Linked DNA regions of Homo sapiens: region 2 is linked to region 1. The links are chromatin contacts, found by Hi-C or POLR2A ChIA-PET in ENCODE. All regions are on one chromosome and are shown on one strand. The core of a region is the stretch at or near the end of the contact, and the rest is flanking DNA. Distances in the headings are between cores, read along the strand shown. Region 1 overlaps LINC02698 (long intergenic non-protein coding RNA 2698). Region 2 holds the start of LINC02703 (long intergenic non-protein coding RNA 2703).

Region 1 (3,259 bases), core at 457-2,956:
GGCCAAGCTATAGTTAGATGGATCCATCACAGGTGCATCTCCTCATTTCTGAAACCAGGGGCTCAACAAGCTCATCTGCCTTATTTCACACCTAGTATTCCTTTAGTTGGATGTCTGGTTAACTCCGTCATTTCTTGCTGGCTGCCCAAATTCTGCCTCTCAATGCTGAGTCAAACAACTCCCTTTGCAGCCACCTGAATCCCATCTTAGAAAGTCTGCCTTCCTTGGTTTCAGCCCAGCACCTATTTATCCAAGTCAAAGCTTCAGACACTTTTTGGTGGACTACACAAGATCTTGAGAGTTCCCCTCTCTCTACCTAGTCGGGTTTTTCTGGTCAGACAATATGCTCCTTTACGCCATCCTTGTGTACTTAGCAATTTGCACCAATTCATCCTGCCAGTTCCTCTTGAGTTTCCTGTATTGTTTCAACTTCCTTTTTCTTTTAAACATATTCAGGACAGCAACATCTTTGTTAACCAAGGAGAAAAATTACAAAAACATATTTCTGAAATATTATAACCAAATGTAGACTTTATAAACGAGGCCTAGGAATAAACGTTAGGCTACCGGGTGAGAGAGATTAAGGTAGGAACAGTCTTTAAAAGTGAAATAAAATGATGCTGAAAGTCCTCGGGGTTGCATGGGACAGAGGGAAGGGGTGGCAGTGATTAGGTGAAGTTTAGGAGAATTGGAGGAGAAGATAGAGCTGAATTCAAACCAGAAGAGGTGTAAGGGGTGGTAGGAGGGCAGGACTGTAGCTGCCCTCCCTTGGAGTGAGGCAGGCTTTGGGTCCTAAAAATAGTGGCTGAGGGATTCACTTTCTTTTATCATCTGCATGGCTTGGGACTTCAATATCCTCAGATGACTGCATACCTTCTCCCTGACCCAGTCTACCAGAGCAGGGGCCATTTAACGGGGGCAGTCCCTCTGACTACACTCCATCTCCAGCAAAATAAAAGGCACTTGAAAAGGGCTCAATCAGATTCACCTTCAGAACAGCAGAATCTGGCTAATGTGATTTCAAGCTTCCCCTCACTGCCCCTGGAGCTCTCCACCTTCTTGCTGATGTCTCAGATTCTTTTAACAAGGGAAAAAGACTTTCATGCCACAATTAGGAATAAAAGGCATAAAATGCAAATGCCTGGCTGAGCTCCAGTTGGAGAATAATCAATCAATCCTTGGAATATAAATTACTGATATCAGATTCTTCCCTGCTATGATACAGGGGGGAGGGTTAAAAGAGTTAACACCTGAAATGGGCATTGCCAAGGAGATGGGCGGGGAGGGAGAGCAGTCCCTTTCAGGTGTACACCTTGAGGTTTGAAGTGTGTGTGTGTGTGTGTGTGTATGCTTTGTGTCACTTAGTGTTCACAATTCTGGGAGGCAGGCATTTGTATTCTTCCTGTTGTGCAAAAAAGGAAACTGAGGCTCAGAGCTGTCAAGTAACTATTCCCAGGACCAGTGACTATGAAACAAGAGATATTTAGTTTGAACTTGTACCTGAGGTTCTGACTGCAAGCCCAGTGAACTTGAAAAAATACACCAAAGCTACAGAAAGAAACTGGAGACAAAAGAAATACCCTACAAACTTTTTCAATTTTGTCTTGGCTGAGACTTGTTTACCTTCAAATAGGGGAGGACACATGAATGTGTATGTGGAGCAATTTTAGTATGGAACTGCCAAGGCAGGCAGCCCGCTTTGCATGATTTATGAAGACAACGAAAAAAAGGAAGTTGAGAGTTGACTTTGTAAAAATAACCTCCATTTACTGTGAATTTGCTATTTGAAGTACACCCCTGTTTTCATTAATTTATCCTCCCTTCACAAAGTTCCTTTGACCTTTCCTTTTCAATCCACTTATGCAGCCGAGGGCTTAAACTATTTCTAGTTTATCATGGACATTATGCTTATTTTTCTTTAAAACGTTTTTTCAATTGAAATATAACACTCATACAGAAATACACACAAAACACGAAACTACATAGTTCCACAAATTATCATGCAATAGACACCTAGGAAGCCGTCACCTAGATTGGGAAATAAAACACCTCTAGCATCCAAGATGCTCTCTTCTTGTCCCCTCCTCCCCCTCACTACTCTCTTTCTACTTCTGGAGGCTTATTTTTATCCAGAGGTTACTCTTCTTCTGGCTTCTAAGATTATAGATTAATATTGCCTATTTTGGGACTTTATATAAATAGACTTATACTATATATTATTTTGTATTTGACTTATTTTGATCACTATTATATACATGAGAGTCACCCATCGTTGCATACAGCAGTTTATTTTCATTGCTGTATACTTTACCACTGTACAAATATACCCCATTCATCTGTCTATTCCACTGTTAGAATTTGGATTGTTTTCACTTTGGGGTTATTATAAATAATGTTACTATGAACAACATCCCTGCACAATTTTTTTTTTTTTTTAGACGGAGTCTCACTTTGTCTCACGCCTAGGCTGGAGTGCAGTGGTGTGATCTCAGCTCAGTGCAACCTCTACCTCCTGGGTTCAAGCAATTCTCCTGCCTCAGCCTCCCAGGTTACTGGGATTACAGGCGTGTGCCACCCTGCCCAGCCTGTACGTGTCTTTTGGTGCACATGTGTATATTTCTGCTGGATATTTACTTGGGATTGAAACTGCTGGGTCATAGAATATATGTAAGTTTAAGTTTAGCAGGTAATACCAAGCTGTTTTCCAAGTAATTGTACCAACGTACAGTCCCATCAACAATGTCTGAGTGCTCCAGTGGCTGCGCAACCTTGCCAACACTTGCTATTACCAATCTTGTGAGTTTCAGTTACTCTGGTAGATGTGTAGTGGTGTTTCATTGTGGTTTTAGTTTTCATTTCCTTGATTACTAATAAGGTTGATCACGTTCATATGTTTACCGGCCTCTGAAATATCTTTTCTTATGAAGTCCCCTTTTCACCCACTTTTTAATTAATTGTCTGTGTTTTATTGATTTGTAAGAGCTCTTCATATATTTTAGATTGAATCTTTGCTTACTTTATATGGATGCAAATAACTTCTCTGTCTGAGCACATGTTTTTTTTTTCTACTCATGGTATCTTTTGATAAGTTGAAGTTCTTAGTTTTAGTGTAGTCTAATTTAACAGCCTTTTCTTTCATGATTAGTACTTTTATGTGCTTCTAAATAATTTCTGTTTTTCTCCTAAGTCCATAGAAATAATATCCTATATTATCACATAGAATCTTTATAGTGCTTTCACTTTCAGATATGAATACCAA
Region 2 (3,259 bases), core at 479-2,978, 46 kb after region 1:
GGTGAAGGTCACATGTCAGGCACTCATTCTCCCACACTACAGGGGACATACACTCTGCTGTCTGAGTGGTCCCATTGAAGACCCCCTAGCAGACTGGAGATAAGGTACAGTTACACCTGCCTCTCCCCTTAGGGAGGTGGAACTCACAGCTCACCTGTCTCTAAAGAAGCCCTCTTCACAAATACCTTCCTGTCAACCTCCCACACACTTATTTTTTTAATACCCTTGACAAGAGTGAGGGTTTTGAGCTGTGAAACCAGTTTCTGGATATTTCCTTTGAAATTTCCATCCCAGTCTGGCTCCTTGCTGGAGCAGCCAATATTCTGCCATTTCAGGTGCTGAGCCCTGGCCTGGGAGGTGCCAGCAGGGAGAGGCCAATTCCAGCAGAGGAGAGTCCAGGCATGTGGGGATATGGTGGTGTTCTCCATGGAGGGAGAAACAGGGCATTAATAAAACAGTGCCAGGAATAACCCTGTGATTGATGGGTAAAGGTCATGGACTCTGGGATACTGGCAGGCACTGATGGGAACCTGTTAGGGCTGGACCGGGACCATCTCTGGCTTCCTGCTTCCCTCAGGTACCAGGATGCTCTGCTATGGTCTCTGGCAAAACTGAGCACTGGGGCTGGGCACATAATTTTGCCTGGGACAACTGCTGTAGGGGCTTCAGAATGCCTGGTTTTCTAAATTTTATTGGTGTCAGGAGAGAGCTTTGATAAGCTTTAATGTGCTATTAATTATTTGGGCTGTTAAAAAAGGGAGTGCATGAGAGGCTTGGAGTTGAATGATCTCATTTCTGAGGTTCTGAGGAGGTACACACATACACCCCAGTGGAAGCCAACTCAGGATCCAGCTGCTCACGGAGTTCCTCCCTCTGCTCAGACACCAAGAGTGCTGCTGCCTGAGACTGAGCAGAGTAGGGAACTGGGGAGGATCTCCACTGCTTTAAACTTAAATGTAACTTGGGCAATTTGGACTTTCTTTGGGCTTTAATTCGCAAGGGCTAAATACTTTGATTTTGGACTTTAATCTCTTTGGGATTTTAATCTCTAAATTTTTCCCTAGGAATTTGATAATGGGAAGGGTTTATATCCAAATTTGGGACATCTTATTTTCCCATTTATTATTGAAGAAATCTTTATGCATTTTTTATTAGCTCTTTATGCATTTTATTATTGAAGTATCTTCACTCTGCTATTAAACCTCATTACAGAACCTCTGATGAGGTTAGTGGTCCATGTGGCTGGACATCAATTTGGATTGGAAATAGAACAGGCTCTGAACTTGCAGTCTTAGACACAACATAGCCTTGGACTGGATTTTATTAACACACTGTTCTGGCTCATCTCAGAGGCTTATGGAAGTGAAATCAACAGTGTCTTAGGATGGTCCCAGGAAGGCACAGGAAGGAACAGAAGTTGATGCTGGGGGAGCGACCTCCTGCTCAGATAGTTAGCTCATCCCCTCCTGGAGCCAGATGACCACATACCTGGTTGTCCAGGGGTTAAACATTAAGCCCAGCTGGTTAAGATAACAAAAATCTGGGGAATTTTTATCCCCTTCCTTCTCTAGTTTTCATATAGAGGGACTTCCCTGACCCCACACACTTGGCCCCTCTCTACTCCCTTTTTGACCCAGCTAGGAGTGATTTGTCACTTGAGTTTATGTATGACTCACTCTCTTCCCCTCCCTCTCCCTCTCTTTTGGTATATGCCTGCCCTGGGAGAACACACAAGCTCTGCTGTCAGCCATGTGGTAAGATTCGTGGGGCTGGCTCTGCCCCGACTGGGGAAGCCTGAAGTTTTGGGGGATCAGATCAGCTCAGGGGTAGAGTAGCAGGTCATTCTGGTCTGACACAAGCCACCCCCTCTAATTTAACATTATCAGGAATAAAGGTGCTATTTCGATCTTCATTTCTCTGGCTCTTGGTCTGTCAATGGAGTGGTTCTGTAGTCGGAGAGGGTGAAAGTGGAGTTACAAATTTGCCCCCCTCAAACCTGAGAAGCAACTCTTTGGACCAATAGCAAAGTGATTTCTCAGCTGTGAACTAACAGTTTGCTTTTGGAATGAATCATGTGCTTTCAATTTTCCACTTCAAAAACACACACTTCAGCAGAAGTCACTTTACAGCAAATGAAAGAAGAAATTTCCCCAGGGGAGAAAGGTGTTTGTTACTTAGAGGAGGGTAGAAGGGATGACTTAGGAGCATCTATTTTTCCCAACTGTGAAGTCACCAGGAGGTCTTTTTGATATTATTGCCCTTCTAGCCAATAAGGCAGTGGTTTGCAAAATGCTAGCAATTAAGCAGTGCTCTAATTGGCTGAATTGTATCTCTCTGTCCAGAGTTCTGGGAGAGAACATAGGCAGGGTTAGGCATGGGAGAATGTGTCTGACTCACAACGAAGGTAGGAAGGGCTGGGTGGGTTTTATTGTGGGATAACTTTCCCAGAGCCTCCTCTATTTAGCTCTCCACATGGAAGCAGGGCTGTCAAAATGGCAAGTTCTACAGAGTGCCCCATTGCAACTGCTCCTCATTAAACTCCCTTCAGAGTCAAGAATGTGTTCACTCTCCTCTTCCTCTTTATATACTCACCACCGCCATCGCCAGCACCTTCACCTTCATCATTGTCTCTCTCATTTATGGAGCACTGTGCTAAGCCATTTTTATGCATGATCTTCTCCTCACAACAACCCTGTGAGATAGATACCCTTATTTCCCCCCATTTCCAATGGGTAAACTGAGGCTGCAGGAAATTGAGCCAATAAATGGTAGAGCCAGAATTCCAGTTCAGACCAAATGTGACTCCAGTACACTATGCAATGTAGATGCCTATCCAATGTCTTCTTGGATGCTTCCAATGACGAGGTGCTCAGTAACTCCTGAGCTTCCCGTTGCACTGTTGGACAGATTGCAAGCTTTCCTCCCCAGGTCTCTGACATTCTGCCTGTCGTTACACAGAATGCATCCTGTCACACCATGGCAGCATGTTTGATTGAGGCAGGGCCCTAGTTAATGCTTTGCAGTCAAGCAGGGATACTGGGCTGGTGTAATGTAAAATGCTGACCTGGGGAAATGGCATTTCACTGAACTCACTGAGGCTTGAAATGGGTGTGCTGTGAACTGTACGGCCTTGCCCTCCTGAAGAGAGGGCCCCGAGGGATAGCTGGAAGGCCTGGCAGAGTGCCTCTCCTCCCTCTCAGCATGCCATGGCCTTCTAGGGGGCTTCCAGTTCCATGCTGAGGCTATACTTCCCTCTCAG

Evidence for each region. A loop is a pair of places that touch in the nucleus more often than their neighbours do. ChIA-PET counts read pairs that join two places held with the same protein, here RNA polymerase II (POLR2A). Pooled maps may share reads with other maps.
Region 2: a loop to region 1 is called in a map of GM12878, with 4 times the contacts of the local background. The contact joins the promoter of LINC02703 here to the enhancer-like site in region 1. A Hi-C loop is called at or near these places in 3 of 168 maps with a recorded cell type or tissue (CD14-positive monocyte, GM12878 and OCI-LY7), 37 of 37 single-sample maps with no recorded cell type and 12 of 50 pooled maps. POLR2A ChIA-PET finds 5 or more read pairs at or near these places in 3 of 52 experiments (GM10248, GM12878 and OCI-LY7).

What each region holds. Positions count from the first base shown.
Region 1 is chr11:115,872,230-115,875,488 of GRCh38, forward strand. All of the region lies in intron 2 of LINC02698 (long intergenic non-protein coding RNA 2698), which reads left to right. Among named protein-coding and RNA genes, the nearest start is that of LINC02703, 46 kb to the right of the region's middle. Within about 2 kb of position 1,707, at least 3 of the 41 ENCODE cell types and tissues checked have a DNase peak (open chromatin) inside an H3K27ac peak, as active enhancers do; they include CD14-positive monocyte, GM12878 and OCI-LY7, where a contact is called at or near this core.
Region 2 is chr11:115,917,908-115,921,166 of GRCh38, forward strand. LINC02703 (long intergenic non-protein coding RNA 2703) reads left to right here and starts at 1,729. Exons shown (of 7, transcript NR_187258.1): 1 at 1,729-2,404. RefSeq lists an enhancer at 1,425-1,574.